Linked DNA regions of Homo sapiens: region 2 is linked to region 1. A link is a loop called in an ENCODE intact Hi-C map of the cell type or tissue named here. Cell type or tissue: PC-9. All regions are shown on one strand.

Region 1 (8,000 bases):
TACAGAGTTAATCCCAAGTGGCAGGTCCAGTACTACTGTGGTCGGAATGTTTGTGTCCTCCCCCAAAATTACTATGTCAAAACTTAATCGTCAAGGTGATAGTATTAGGAGGTGGGGCCTTTGGGAGGTAATCAGGTCATAGTAGCAAAGGCCTCGTGAATGGGACTAGTGTTCTGATAAAAGAGGCCCCAGAAAACCTCCTTGCCCCTTGCACTATATGATGACATAGCAAGAAGACCCCATCTATGAACCAGAAATGGGGCCCTCACCAGACATTGAATCTGCCAGCACCTTCATCTTGAACTTCCAGCCTCAAGAACTATGAAAAATAAATGCCTGTTAGTGAAAAGCTACCCAGTTTATGGTATTTTGTTGTGGCAACCCTAACAGGCTAAGTACTAAATTGAGATGTTCTTAATGACTACACTAAGCTGCCCAAAGAGCAACTATCAAAAACAAAAATTATTTTTAAATGTATTAGATTCTCCTTTCCTGTACTTGAGAAATAACACTTCTCCAACATCCTGGGATATGCCATGGCAAGGCCTACCTGTGTACTTCTGTGTTTTTAAGGCATTCTCACAGGTTAATTTTATTCTCCAACAAATATATGGAATAGTTAGAGAAGGTTTTGAGCTTATCGATAGATAAAATAACGTGAATTTTATTTGGGGACTATCTCGGCCAAATGCCATAAGCTTTGCTAGCACTACAGAGTGCACTGACACGTAGTAGGTATTCAATAAACATTGGAGGAATTAATGAAGGGAACCAAGGAACATGATACCAGCCAGGACTTCCTTGGATATCTTCCTGAAGTCACTGAAGAAACACTGAAGGATTAAATATGGAGAAGGATGTGAAGGAGGCAATGAAAAGCAGGGAGACCTAGAAGAAGCCTGCTGCAGTTATCCAGGCAGGAATGGGGCTTCCTCAAGTCAGATTTTATTGTGGAAATGGAGATGATTAAGCAGGTTTGTGAGACAGTAAAAAATTAGAAATGACAGGACTTGGTTAACTATGAATGGTCAGAGGGAGGAAACACTCATAAATATTAATGTCTGAGATTTTAGAAAAAGAGGGTGAGTGAATGGCCTCTTCTCCATATGCTGTATGTATTTTTACCTATTCCCCCATTACGGTAATCATCTTATGGAACTTAAATTGTTCTTTTACAAGCCCATCTCCTTTATTAGATCCTCACCTCCTTGAAGGTGAGGAGCATGTGTAACTCATTGCTATATCCCCTAATGTTTAATGTTTGCTATAAAATGGGTAAGAATTAAGAAATAATTCAGACGTGATTCGCCCTCAGGCCAGGTGGACATCAATTCCTTTCTTTGCTGTCTGTTCCTCAGGCCACCTTTCCTGTACCAACTTAGACTTTTGCACGAATGAGATCCCTTCAGGTTAGATTCTGCTTGAAGGGAATTGCTCTTATTGCCACAAAAATGAGCACAGGTCTAGAGGCCCAAGGCCAAAATAAAATCAGCCTATGGACAAATAGTAACCTTAACTTGAATTACAAAACATGAACTGGTGCTGTACTTCCCCAAGTCCCTGAGGCTTGGTGCCTTCAGATGCATCATTGTTAAGCCATAAATGAATAAGGCAAGGTCTGAGAGAGAGAGCTGCAGACAGGTAAGAGTGATAAGGGTCTAATAAATTTTTTTATCTGAACTTTCTGTAAAGCAAAATGAGCCAACCTCCTTTCATTGTCCTGAGCTGAATGTGTATGTGCCTGTGCATACGCATGCATGAGCACATATCGCCCCAGATAGAATAAAGATACTAGCAAATTTGGTTGCCATAATCTCCCATTACCTAATTTTCTAATTACACACATACCCAAACATGGTCATATCTCTTTAAATGGAAAATGATGTGAATTTTCTTTGAAGATTTAAAGCTTGAAATTGTCATACTCAGCATATATATTTTGCACAACCATTATTTTTCACGAGGTAGCAAACCACAGCTTAACAGAACCAAAAAATTGCTTCTGTTATATGGGGACTTCAATTTCTAATAACAGTGCAATGGGAAATAATCATTTTCCCCTGCCCATTCAACGTATATACTGAGCAAGGCAAGATACCAACCAGTGCCTTCAGCTACTTATTCAGGACCAGGCCCAGCCAGATAGCAGAGGGAAGGCTGCAGAGGAGATATAAATAGCCTAATAACCATTTTTTTTTCTCTTACTACCCTCTCTTACTCCTCACCTTTTACTTTTACTCCTTTTCACTGAAAACTAACATTTATTCACTTGTCTTCTGTATCAATGCTCTTGAGACAAATAGCCCACCTCGCTTTATTGGGATTGCCTATGTTTTTGGCAAAAGTGCCTCAGTCAGAAGGGGGGAGCAATCTCTAGACTAGAAAGCCTACAAGCTTATACCAACTGCCCACTCCTCAGCATGCTGATATGAGTGCATCAGGAGACATTTTTAGTTTTAAAAAAGGGAGAGAGAAATCACTAAGTGTAACACATTCAGCATCAGCGAAAACATCATTGAGTAGACCCACAGTCACTCAATATTATTTAATATTACCAGCTACGGTTCATGTAGAGACTTTTGGTCACATAGGTATAGAACCAAATTCAACTCTCACATTCACTAGGTCTGTGACCTCAGGAAGGTAATATGACTTCCTAGAGCCTCAATGTTATTGTTTGTAAAACTGGGTAGTAATAGCTATCTTGTGTGTTTGTGGTGTATCTGACACAGTATTTGGCTTATATTAGGTGTACCATAATTGGCAGTTAACATTAATGTTATTGTTATTATATTATTAAATCAGGATCCTCCATTCATATAGGAGGATCTATATCCTCAGCTATTGGCCTATTTATCTCCCATCAGCAAGGATACATTGTTCATTAAGACATCTCATTTTAGCCTGGCCCACCTAGGGCACTCTAAGCTCCCCTTTCGCATACATGGAATTGACAAGAAGACTCATTGTCCCTATCCATAGACTCCAAGGATTATAGCCTTCTTAGGAAACTCTAAGGTGGTTTCCTTTGTGCAAAGCTCAGCTACCTCTAAGTAGCAAAAGCTCACTCAGCAACAGGATCACAGAGTGAAGTTTCTTCTCATTCTCTGCTGAAACCTGCTATGTATTAACTTAGCTGTGTCACCTAAAAGCTGCTTCTTCATCTTGTATCTCCATGTGGTTGCATAGAGCTTGGTACATAGTAGGTACCCAGTAAATGATTAATGGATTAAATTTTCTTTTTCTTTTTTTTTTTTTTTTTAGCTTCTGGAAACATCCACATCATGATTAAATATCTTTTCCAAGTTCTAAAGAACCACTATCCTAAATTAGGACTTTGGGGAATCATTCAAAAAGAAAAGGTGTGAGAATTGGGTAGGTACTCCAACAGTATCTACTACATTATTCTACCCAGAGTCTTCTGCAAAACTCACCTTCTTCCTTATTTGTTCTACATTTAGGGTAATGTTGGCCATTCTGATCACCTGGCAATAACAGACTTTTTTTTTTTTTTTTTTTTTTTTTTGAGATGGAGTCTCGCTCTGTCGCCCAGGCCAGAGTGCAGTGGCACGATCTCAGCTCACTGCAGCCTCCACCTCCCCGGTTCAAGCAATTCTCCTGCCTCAGCCTCCCGAGTAGCTGGGACTACAGGCACGCACGCCACGCCCGGCTAATTTTTGTATTTTTAGTAGAGACGGGGTTTCACCATGTTGGCCAGGATGATCTTGATCTCTTGACCTCGTGATCCACCCGCCTCAGCCTCCCAAAGTGCTGGGATTATAGGCGTGAGCCGCCGCGCCCGAACCCAGCCAGGCTTGTAAACTTCACGTGATGGAGGTTATTTCCAACCAGAGGCTATACTGGCAATTTGTTTAAGCTGCCACCTGGTGGCGCTTGATTTATGCCCTCAAGATCTGGAAAGCCTAGCTCCCCACAGGCAAGATAACAGAATACAAAAAAAATAGAGCACATTTGCAACACACTTTTGAATTAACCTGGGCAATTCCTCTAAAAATTAAAATTGTAGAAATCTCAAAGTTGAATTTCTATTATATTGCATTAAGTTGGAAATCATATATTAAGCACTTATTTGAGTTATACTCATGATAAATCGTACCAAAGGGACTTACAATAAAGTTGTAAAATTGTGGATGGTCTCGATCTCCTGACCTCGTGATCTGCCCGTCTCGGCCTCCCAAAGTGCTGGGATTACAGGCGTGAGCCACCGTGCCCAGCCAATCGTTTGAACCAAAAGTTTGAAGTTTTTCAGTTAGTTCCTTTCTTGTGAATTTGAAAAATACAGTATATTTGCCTTGCGTATTTCTCGAAGTAATTGTGAAGATTCAATGAAATAATGATGTGAAAGTCTTTGTAATCTGTGAAGTGAAACACAAATGTTAGTCATTAGTGTTATTTCTCCAGTCTTCCCTAGAGCAAGACAGAGAGGCCTTCTAGAGACACATTCCATTAGCTAGAACGTCAACATTTCTGCATTGATCACTATATTCTAAAAGAGTACACATGAAAAGATATGCAACTTCCATAATATTGGGCAAGAAATGTTAAAAAAATGAACACTCACACATTCTGAGCTGCCACAGCCAGGAAAGAGGAGGTTGTCTAATGATATTTATCTGCAGGAAGTCAGAAGTATCATAGATAGATATTTCTTCCCAAAGTAGGAAAGCAGTTTTCAATTTGGACTTTAATTAGAAAGTGATTCTTTTCCCCCAAGGGAGTTTAAATTACCCCCATCCTTTGTCATAGCCTGTTGGAGAAGGATGTGTGCACACCCAGGGAGAACACCCAGATTGAGAAGGCAACAACATGGAGCATCATGTAGTTATTCCTGGTCCAAAAAGAGAGGCAGAGCTTCGTTCTCTGCTGCACTGAGTCCCTAGGTCCCAGACCTGACCTACCACCCAGCCAGAAACAACAAAAAAAGGAAGAAAATATTTAAAACAATGGCTTTCACACATTAAACAACCTACAGTCTAGGACCGTGATCCTTTAGAGAAAGAAAACAAAGGGAGCCCTGTGAATAACTTGGCTTTCTGCCTGGAAGCACGTGAATCAGGGAAGGACACGCCAAGCACAGTACAACCATCTTGCTGAGTTGAGGAGGGAGATCAGAGTTGGTGACGAATGAGAGGGCTCAAATTTGAGGGTCAGAGTACTGGAGAGGAAGGAGACACACAGAGGAAGAACTTCAGAAACCTGTGAAAGAGTCCCCTGGCAACTGTGCCAAATACTAAGCTGTAGATGTGTAGGGTAACACTCCACAAGTCAGTCAAAGAACTACTTCTACCAGGAGCTGTAAGCTGAACAATTCCAAAAGTTCACATAAGGTATACGGTAGGGGTGTGTGTGTGTGTGTGTGTGTGTGTGTGTGTGTGTGTGTGTGTGAGAGAGAGAGAGAGAAAGAAAGATACACAAACAGAGACGGAGGCAGACAAGGATCAAGCATCCTGAGGTTCATTAATGTGTGATAATAATGGAATCCAGAAGAGTATCAATGGAATCTAATTTCAAAGAGAAGATTAGACCAAAATATAGACTATTATCTTGATAAGATGCCTGCATTAAGCTAGAATCTATTATAATTAATACACAGTATTACAAAATGTGGGGTCAGTGATTCTCAACAAATCTTTGGGCGGCTTTGTAAAGTCCTCAGCTATAAAATCATTGGGTTATTGTTATAAGTATAGATTTTATGTAACTATTCTGGCAGGAATCAGAATTATGTGCCTGGAATGAGGAAAACCAAATGAGCACAGAGCTGATTTTTATCTTGTGAGCATCCCTTCTTTTTTATCAGTTACTTATATAAGCATGCTTCCATTGTGTGCCCTGGTTCTTCTCCAAAACCAACCTGAGTCTTCAACCAACCTGGCTGTTCCTCATGACCTGAAGGATAAGGACATGACCTCCAGGATTTCAGACACCTGTCTTTATTATTTACTGCCCATGTCATGGTTGTGGTATATACTCTTAGTAAAACTCCTAGTAAGCAGTAACCTTACCAGATCCTTCCTGACAATTTTTTTTTTATTCTGGAATCCTATACATCAAAGATATACAATAGATTATAAAAATTTTCTAAGTCAATATCATACCGTAGAGAGATAACAATTCTGAAGAGCCCAAGATCACAAACCAGCTTATGCCAGAGAGATGGCCTTTCTGCTTAAAGACCATATCAGCAAAGAGAGCCAGACCCCTATTTAGACTTTCCTACTTGGTCAAAATGTTCCTTGTGGAAGGGATTAATAACAGGGAAATAGAAAACCTGGTCAGTATGGTTAGCCTGCTCCTCACAAGCTCGCAACATATCCCAGAGGAGTGGGTGCTCTGTCTCCTTTGTTAGATGTCAGAATCACACCTGCCCTAACTTCCTTCCTCCATTAAACATTTGCTGAGTATTACAGCAAGTGGATCAGTCATGATTGCGAGGTGTTGAAAAAGAAGAAAATGTGTGTATTTCATTTGCTTTCTTTAGTAACTTCAACATTACCTATATGCCATGTAGCCTTAAAATGGCCATCAGCAGGAAGTCAGAAAAGCTAGCAATGAAGATAAAGAATGCCACTAAACTGCAACTGTCATGAAAACAAGAACCAAGTCTGATTTTACACAACTGTACCCTCAACATAGAGCATAATTTCTGGCATATAGTAGGTGCTCAAGAAATTTAAGTTCTTGTGTACCTCCTCACTTTCTCCATCCTCATTCAGACAAGCAGGTCTCTGTCATTCATCTGTCCATTCATTATTGACTATCTTCCATAATCCTGGCACTTTATATATTGTATATATGTCGGCTAAGGTTCAACCAGGGAAACCAAACCACTAAAAGATTCTCATTCTCTCTCTCGTGTGTGTGTGTGTGTGTGTGTGTGTGCCTGCATGTGGTGTGTTTTTATAAAAAGATTTGTTACAGACATTGGACTTATGCGGCCGTGGGAGCGGGTTAAGTGGTCCCAGTAAGTTTGTTGTCTTCAGGACTGATGCTAACAATTGAAGTCCACAGGCCAGACAGTGGGGAAAATAAGATGGATGTTAAATAAGAGACAGCCTGGATAAGTCAGAAGGCACAAACACAAGCTGGAGCTCACGAGAATGAACTGGAACCTTCCAGTTGCTGTCGCCCCCAATCTTGATCTCATCGTTAGTAACGGGTAAAACTGGGATGTAATGACAAAGTTCCCTTTCCACTCCAGCATTACAGAAAAAAAAAAACCGAGGGCCGGGCGGGATGGCTCACGCCTGTAATCCTAGCACTTTGGGAGGCCAAGGCACGTGGATCACCTGAGGTTAGGAGTTCGAGACCAGCCTGGCCAACGTGACGAAACCCCATCTCTACTACAAATATAAAAATTAGCCTGATGTGTTGGCACACGCCTGTAATCCCAGCTATCGGGAGGCTGAGGGAGGAGAATCACTTAAACCTGGGGCGGGGGGCTGCTGGCGGAGGTTGCAGTTAGTCAAGTTTGCGCCGTTGTGCTACAGTTTGGGCAACAAGAGTGAAACCCCAGCTCAAATATAACATCTACATAGATGCTAACAGGAAACAGAGTGAATGGACCAACACCCTGTTTTAGGACACAGCAAAACACAAGAGTAGACATTAGGAAAGAGTTAATCACTGCTAGAGCACGGTTGTAACTAAAAACCTAGTGAGCAAGAGAGACATTGGAGGCACTTCTAGTAAGACAAAGAAGCCCTGCCTTTGAAAAATGAGGATTAAATCTTCTAGAGGAATCAAGATGGGCAGAGCCACCACACAATTGCAAGAAACACAATTCATACAGAATGTAATGTAAACATGCCACTAGAATTGTGCAACACAATGGTTCTGAAGTCAGCAGGCCATTTGCTAGACTGTTTAGCTATACATACACTGCAGAGAACACTACAACTTCAAACAAGTTGGGACAATTTTATAAGTAGATAAATACTCAAGAGGGACTACTCTGATTTGCATGGATATTTACATGT
Region 2 (8,000 bases), 830 kb after region 1:
GCTGTACTTGAGCCTTTTCTTAACCACTAATACCTGGAAAATCCCAGTTTAAATAAAGAATATACCTGTTCTTCCCAATTCCTCTATACCACTCTGTGATTTTTCCTTCAGTTTCTCCCAGTTGTTGGTTTTTTCCACCTTGCTTCATTTTCTCTACAGCTGCTATTTCTTAAAGCAATGTCAGATTTAACACACTCTCATAACACATGGCAGAGGGCTGGTGCTACTGAGTTTCCCTTTTATTCTTCATAAAGAAAAACAGCCTAAGGTACTTCCAGTGGCCTCATTTTCATTCTTCATTCTTCACAGAATAAAATTCTGGATCATACACATAGGCACATTATTCCTTCAATGGAAAAGGAAAACTAACAATAATTCTCCTAAATATTAAACTATACTTCATCATTATAGGACATTTGGAAAGTAAACTTTAAAATATCAAATATATAAATCTGCAAAGAAGAGAAAACCATTTTATCATTTTAGTGACATCTTTCTCTTAAAAACTTGTTGTAACTAGCATATATTTAGAATCAGACTCCTGGCATTCATGACTCTAACTCTGCACCAGTGACCCCCCAAAAGCCCACTGACAGCTGGTGACTTATTTTGAAGAAACCATACTAGGATGCTGGGGTGTGGGAAGCAGCTCCACGACCTCCCTCATCTCAGCCAGACCTGCTGCTCTCTACCCTTGGGCAAGTGAATGAATTATGAGGGAGATTGTAAGCAATACTGGAAATCCAGAGTGGGCATTCCAAAATCTTGGAGATATATCTATACACGGTTATCCTGGTTTCCTCACATACCACTGTGTTACAAACATTTTCTTAACATTTTATTGTACATATTACTTCATGGCTTTAACAATTTGTATCCGTATTTCTCCTTTGTAACATGTAAGTTGTTTTACATTTTTTGCTGTAATAAGGAAAACACTAAAAAAAATTTTGGTACAGAAACACTGCCCCATATTTTTGATCATCTGTAAAACAGATTCTAGGAGAAGTTGTAGATGAATGGTTCCTTTCTGACAAGAATTACTTGAATCTTTCTACTCTATTTATAAATTCACCCCAGAAAAAAAACACAGGCTTTTATATCTTACAAAATTATAATAAAGATGAAATCTAGATTATCTTTATATTCCTTTTTGTGAAATGGAAAACAGCAGGCCCAAAGCAGGAACTGGGCTTCCAATAGATATACCTTATCAAAGCCCTTCTGTAAACCTGCAGGCAAGGCTGGGTTGCAGGGGAAATGCCCTTCTGACCAGCAGAGGCCTCAACAGACACCAATCCAAGACAAGAAGAGCTCCAGAGTATACACAGTGTTCAAGCTCTAACCATCCTTCCTGGTGACTGTCTGAAAGAGTAGAGACAGAATAGGAAAGGGGGGTCTCCCAGCTCTGCCACTAAGTAGGAGTCATCTAGGATAAACCCTAACATTCAGTCTGAGCTTCCTTATCTATCAATGTGTTGACTATTATACCAGATGATCTCCAAAGTTTTTTCCAGCTGAAATTGTCAATGACTTTATGTTCACCAGCCAAATTCAGCACTAAAACTCTCACTTTTCACCTCTGAGTTTCATGTTCTTTCTCCTTTAGTAATTCTCACTGAATTCTCACTGCTGTGTCCCTAATACTTTCCCACAGAAATCTGCCCCTCTAGGCATGCCAATCATCCAGAACTCACAAAACAGGCTCAGCTTCCTCATCCCTCACATTGCTCACCATGCCTAATGTCCATAATGCCCTGGATTCTCAGTACAGTCTTGTGGACTTTGCCAGTGCCCAGTAATCTTCACCTCTTTACACTCCTACTGTGTGTAGTATTCATGCCATCCACCAGGCTTCTGCCTGTATAGTGTGTGTTGTTTATCCCTCAGGGAAACCATTCATGACTCTCAAGCTAACCAGTAAGCTCCTTGCACTGGCCAACACCCACCATTGCTGACACGTCTCACAATCATCGATCACTCAGAGTGATTCTCCACACATATTTGTTGATTTATCAATTTACCAGGTTATTAAACATTTAAGTATGTTTCAACTGTGAAGTTTAACAGTTGAGAGGTAAAGAGAAGAGTGAAAAGAGAAACGGCCAATTCTACTCACATCCTATCCAACCCAATTTTTTTTTTCTTGAGACGGAGTTTCGATCTTGTTGCCCAGGCTGGAGTGCAATGGCGCCATCTCGGCTCATGCCAACCTCTACCTCCCAGGTTCAAACAATTCTCCTGCCTCAGCCTCCTGAGTAGCTGGGATTACAGGCATGTGTCACCACGCCCGGCTAATTTTATATTTTTTAGTAGAGACGAGGTTTCTCCACTTTGGCCAGGTTGGTCTCGAACTCCCAACCTCAGGTGATCCACCCACCTCAGCCTCCCAAAGTACTGGGATTACAGGCGTGAGCCACCGCACCTGGCCCCACCCCAAATTTTTAAACTATGTCTGACAGAAGATCAGACGGTCTCTACGTGAACATTCCAAGGTCAGTATTTCCTTACCTCAAGTGGCAGCCCAACCTGCTCTGGGGCAGATGTATTCCTTAGAAACTTATTCCAGAGATGGCCGGGCACGGTGGCTCACACCTGTAATCCCAGCACTTTGGGAGGCCGAGGCAGGCAGATCACAAGGTCAGGAGATTGAGACCAGCCTGTCTGACATGGTGAAACCCCGTCTCTACTAAAAATACAAAAAATTAGCCGGGCGTTGTGGTGGGCTCCTGTAGTCCCAGCTATTCGGGAGGCTGAGACAGGAGAATGGCCTGAACCTGGGAGGCGGAGCTTGCAGTGAGCTGAGATCACGCCACTGCACTCCAGCCTGGGCGACAGTGCGAGGCTCCGTCTCAAAAAAAAAAAGAAACTTATTCCAGAGACAGACTGAATTTTCCCACAGTGATCCCACCTAACCTTCCTACTTGCACCATTCTCAGGGGCAACAACCACATGGGCTTTAACTGCTCTTCCAACAATTCCTGCACCATCCCAGCTGTGCTGCTCTGGCAACACCCCTCTGAAAACACAGCTTCTAGAACTAACGGAAACATTCTGGATGCAATGTGACCAATAAAGCTGTCCATCACCTCCCCTGTCTGGATGATAACTTTTGGGGTCATGCAAGCTGACCTGCTTCACTAAAGAGCAGCCATAACATGCTAGCAGATAAATGAGCTGTGATTACCTAGAAGCCTTATTTCACAGAACTAAAACCTGAAAGTCACAATCCTACAAGCCAATAGCTCTCTCTCTGCGTCAAAACCTGTCTAGGATGACATCTTTGCCTTGGATGTGAAATTTAGGCAGTTAGTGTTCTGGCTTTGAACGATTTGTTATTTCAAAGTAAATGATATCCTGACATGATAAAAATAAAAAATGGAAAGGAACTCTCCTGGTGACTCAAACCGTTTAAACTGTTTTACCTCATTTGGAAACCCACAGCCTCAAATAAATTTGCTGTCCAAGAGCACCATCTGCTGGATGAAGGTATTTAAGCTACCCCATTGAGGGAGAGGGAAAAAAAGTCTATAGGTTAAATGCCACTATGTCTAACACCTTGGTGTGAAAAGATTCCCATGCCTCACCAACAGGTTTCTTATAAAGGAGCTCTTGATTTGACAAAATTCTAATACAAGAGAAATCTGGAACTGACAAAAATTCACTATCATTGAATTTAGTTCATCTTAAATATTGCTTATCATAAAGTAAACATTTCTGAGCTGGAAGGAACGAGAGAGAGCAGTTAATTCAATTTCTTCCCCTTGTAGATGAAGACTCTGAGAAAAACACAGAGCTTTCCTGAAAGTCACAGCTAGGAATGGCAGACATTGATTATAAACGAAAACAGGTCAAATATTCTGTGATGTTTAATAAAGTCTTCAATCTCAAGAAGCTGCAGAAGAATGGCAGAAAATGGGGCAGTGGGTGTCTGTGCAAGGTGCCACTCTCTCAGGTTAGCAGCGATCTGGCCACCCACTGTGGACTGTGCCCTGCCCCACACTGACCAACACAAGATCAGGAGCTGTCATACTCTCCCGCCTCCACCCACCCACATCCTTCATATTAGATTTATCTGCTTTCCTCTACCTGTGAAAACCATCCTGCCAATAAAAACAATAAAAATAAGATACATTTTCTTTTTTTTTTTTTTGAGATGGAGTTTCACTCTGTCGCCCAGGCTGGAGTGCAGTGGCGCGATCTCAGCTCATTGCAACCTCTACCTCCCAGGTTCAAGCGATTCTCCTGCCTCAGCTTCCCCAATAGCTGGCACTACAGGTCCCTGCCACCATGCCTGGCTAATTTTTTGTATTTTTAGTAGAGACAGGGTTTCACAATGTTGACCAGGCTGGTCTTGAACTGCTGACCTCAGGTGATCCACCCACCTTGGCCTCCCAAAGTGCTGGGATCACAGGCATAAGCCACCGCGCCCGGCCAAATAAGATAAATTTTCAATCATCTTGTTGAAGAACATCTATCATCATGGGAAAGCATTCACAATGGGTCAAACAGAAGGGGGATAAAACTATGTTCATTGTACCACAAAAATTTTTTTTATATGCAATTATGGAGCATTCATAGAGAAAAAATGGAAGGAAATATACAAAACAGTTTTGACAGCTGTTTTCTCTGAATGCCAGGATTATGAATGATTTTCATTTTCTCTATGTAATACCTTCCCATATTTTTCATATGTAATGTTTATATTAACAAAAAGGTAACTTTTACCTTAAAGTGGTGTAATTTATACTTATAGATTATCAAGAAAACTAAAAACAAAATGGAAAGAATAGGACACCAACCACCCATCCACCTAGTACGAGCATAGCAAAAAAAAAAAAACTTTTCCCCAGCTCAAGAAGAAATATATAAAACATTTATATTTTTTTGTATTAAGATTCTCCACAAGGCCAGGCACAGTAGCTCATGCCAGTAATCCCGTAACTTTGAGAGGCGGAGGCAGGAAGATCACTTGAAGCCAGGAGTTTGAGATCAGCCTGGGCAATATAGTGAAATCCCGTCTCTACAAAAACTACAAAAAATTAGCTGGGCATGGTGGCGCACACACGTAGTCCCAGCTACTCAGTAGGCTGAGGTGGAAGGATCACCTGAGCCTGGGAGGTGGAGGCTGCTGTGAGCTGTGATTGTGACACTGCACTGCAGGCTGTGCAATGGAGTGAGACCTTGTCTTAAGAGAGACAGAGAAATAAATAAAAAAAAGATTTGCCACAATATTTTTCAAACTGTTTTAAATTTTCTATCACTTTTCCATTAATAAATACCTGAAGATAACAAAAGCAATAGGCCAGCAAATTAATATTGAAGAAAAATCTTGGAGGTACAATTTAAAATATTTTCTATATTTTGAGATGCAGAGACATGAGTTCACATGCTGTCCACTTGTAAAATTTTGCCTGGTTTATAAGACAAAACACAGGACATGATGTACCCCAAAGAACTCCATGGCTTCCAGTTTGAGAATCACTGTCTCTGAAGGTGATTCGTTCTTTCAGAAACATATCAGGAATGCAGTTACCTGAAGGCCAATAAATAAAGATAGAACACAGTTACCTTGCCCTAAGATCTCTGCATCATCTATGTGCAATAGATAAGTCATCTTTTGCTATGTATCTTACCGAAGCAGTTGTCAAGGTGTTTTCCGAGGACCACAGGAAGACACGCAGACCTTGTCAGAGGGTCTGTGACATCAAAACTATTTTCAAAATTATACCAGAACATTAATTAGTATTTGCCTTTTTCACTCTCATGAGTATAGAGTTTTCCAGAAGCTATAGGACATATGACTTTATAACAGATTAAATGTAGAAGCTGATATAAAAATCCAGCTATCTTTTTTTTTTTTTTTTTTTTTTGAGACCGAGTTTCACTCTGGTTGCCCAGGCTGGAGTGCAATGGCACTATCTCAGCTCACTGCAACCTCTGCCTCTTGGGTTTGAGCAATTCTCTTGACTCTGCCTCTCGGGTAGCTGGGACTACAGGTGCATGTCACCACACCCGGCTAATTTTTTTGTATTTTTAGTAGAGATGGGGTTTCACCATGTTGGCCAGGCTGGTCTCGAACTCTTGACCTCAGGTGATCCACCCGCCTCGGCCTCCCCAAGTGCTGGGATTATGGGTGTGAGCCACCGTACCTGGCCACAATCTTCTATTGAGCTAGACATAAGAGATTTGAAAAATGTAAAATAATGTGACTCTTCCTACTAATTTTTTAATTGGGGAAATACAGTCACCTTTTCTTTTTCTGTCTGCTCCTCTCTACCCTATGGTCACCTTGTATAAAATAATGTATGTTGATATATAATGGACTGTTTTAATGAATTAAATATTTTTTAAATATTCTCTTAATTTTTTTTTTTTTTTGAGACGGAGTCTTGCGTGAGCCACCACGCCCGGCCTTAATTTCTAATACAATAAAAAACAATAGATATAACCTCCTTAAATGAAAGTTATTTGAGGTTCACAATAATTATTACAATTGTAACAGGGCCTTAAGATGAAAGTTTGAGAACTACTGTCTTGGAGTAAAAGAGTTCAGAAAAATGCACACTGGGGAAGCTCACCTGAACCCTCTTCACCCTTCTCATCCGAAGCCCTCCCCAAGCCTCTTGCTGTAACTAGACCATCTTGCTGCAGTCTGTTATCAGATCACAATATTTTTCACAGCTATTTTTCCAATGCCATGCACTCATCAGACCCTATGCTAGAGACTGGAGCTAGAGAATACATGAGAAATGACACCTGTCACCAATGAACTCAGAGTCTACTGCAGAAGAAATAGCCACGAAAAGAAATACCACAAAAACAAATACAAGTAACCTTCATCCTCTGTTATCATTTTCCAACTATTTGCTACAATAATTTTTTTACCCAATATTCACTGTCCAAATCAAAGACTCTCTATGATGGTGTCCACCAACAGAACTGTTTCAGTTGTATACAAATCTAGGTCAGAGAATATAGTCTGCAGCTAAGTTGTATCTCAGATGTTTTCCCAAAAGGATTATTTCTAGCGCCCACATTAAGTGTATTGGCATTACTGCTGTCATCTTCCCATCAGTATGAGTGAAAATGTCTCCTGAAAAAGTAGAAAAACCCGAGGAGAAAGTAAGTGAGCATATGAGACCTACAGAAGCCTACGAAGAGTTGGAAGTGATGGTGCGTACTGAAGGAAGGAGGCCCATCAGATATTAACTTGACATGTCCCAATCTCTTCAACATAGCAGAGTTGCTCCTGAAGAGCTTCACCATGTGACTCAAGATTTTGAAAAACTAGAGAAATTCCTTTTGCAGTGGACTCATAGCCATTCTCAGGGTAGGAGACCAATGATTATCTGGCTGGTACAGGAGAGGGTAGGGGACACCTTTGGAGATCTGGAGGCAGCAGCAACGAAGGAGCAACGTGATTCAGTGAAGGAGCTAAGTTTCAAAGCAAGTGCAAAATGGTCTGAAACATCCAACAACAGTGTGAGATAGCAGAAGTTGAAGGTGACAGGTAGGGCACCATCCCCTCACAGTGAAGTGTGGCTACCTTCCTCCAGTGACCTGCAGAAAACTATCATCAAAGATGGTTACACACACAGGAAATTCTCAGTCTTTATGAAATGCTATCCCATAGGTTTATTACAGAATCCAAAGGCTAAATTGCTCCATGGGTACTCTGACAGTGAGGATAAGCTACCCCCTTTTGGTGCAAAACATTGGTTCCAAGGGGCCACTGAAGACTGACCTGCATGTTATGCTATGAGGCATTTAAACTGGAAAGCCAGCACGATGGAGAATAGAGATGAGGATGAGAGGAGGAGCTATGTGTCACCGCTCAGCAAAGGGAAAATCTTGCAAAGACGACTTGAATACACACAATACACTGGAAGGTCCATCTAGGGTTATAGATTATGAAGGTAATAGCATGAGCAAAACATGTAGAACTTCATTTTATACCTCTATTTAATGAAGCATTACCACGAGAAGAATCATCATTA

What was found. A loop is a pair of places that touch in the nucleus more often than their neighbours do. Peaks named below come from ENCODE experiments on the same cell type or tissue, not always from the same donor. Only the 100,000 strongest peaks of a DNase experiment are listed, where the experiment ranks them.
Region 2: a loop joins it to region 1, with 12 times the contacts of the local background. A loop is called at or near these places in 2 of 110 quality-filtered maps.

What each region holds. Positions count from the first base shown.
Region 1 is chr9:7,653,891-7,661,890 of GRCh38, reverse strand. LOC124902118 (a long non-coding RNA gene) reads right to left here and starts at 4,934. Exons shown (of 3, transcript XR_007061415.1): 1 at 4,583-4,934; 2 at 4,131-4,376. In PC-9, a CTCF peak has its summit at 3,885 (motif pointing left); no DNase peak of the experiment used is centred here; H3K27me3 peaks cover 669 bases.
Region 2 is chr9:6,823,020-6,831,019 of GRCh38, reverse strand. All of the region lies in intron 4 of KDM4C (lysine demethylase 4C), which reads right to left. Among named protein-coding and RNA genes, the nearest start is that of KDM4C, 69 kb to the right of the region's middle. In PC-9, CTCF peaks have their summits at 3,261 and 3,460 (motif pointing left); a DNase peak (open chromatin) is centred at 1,769.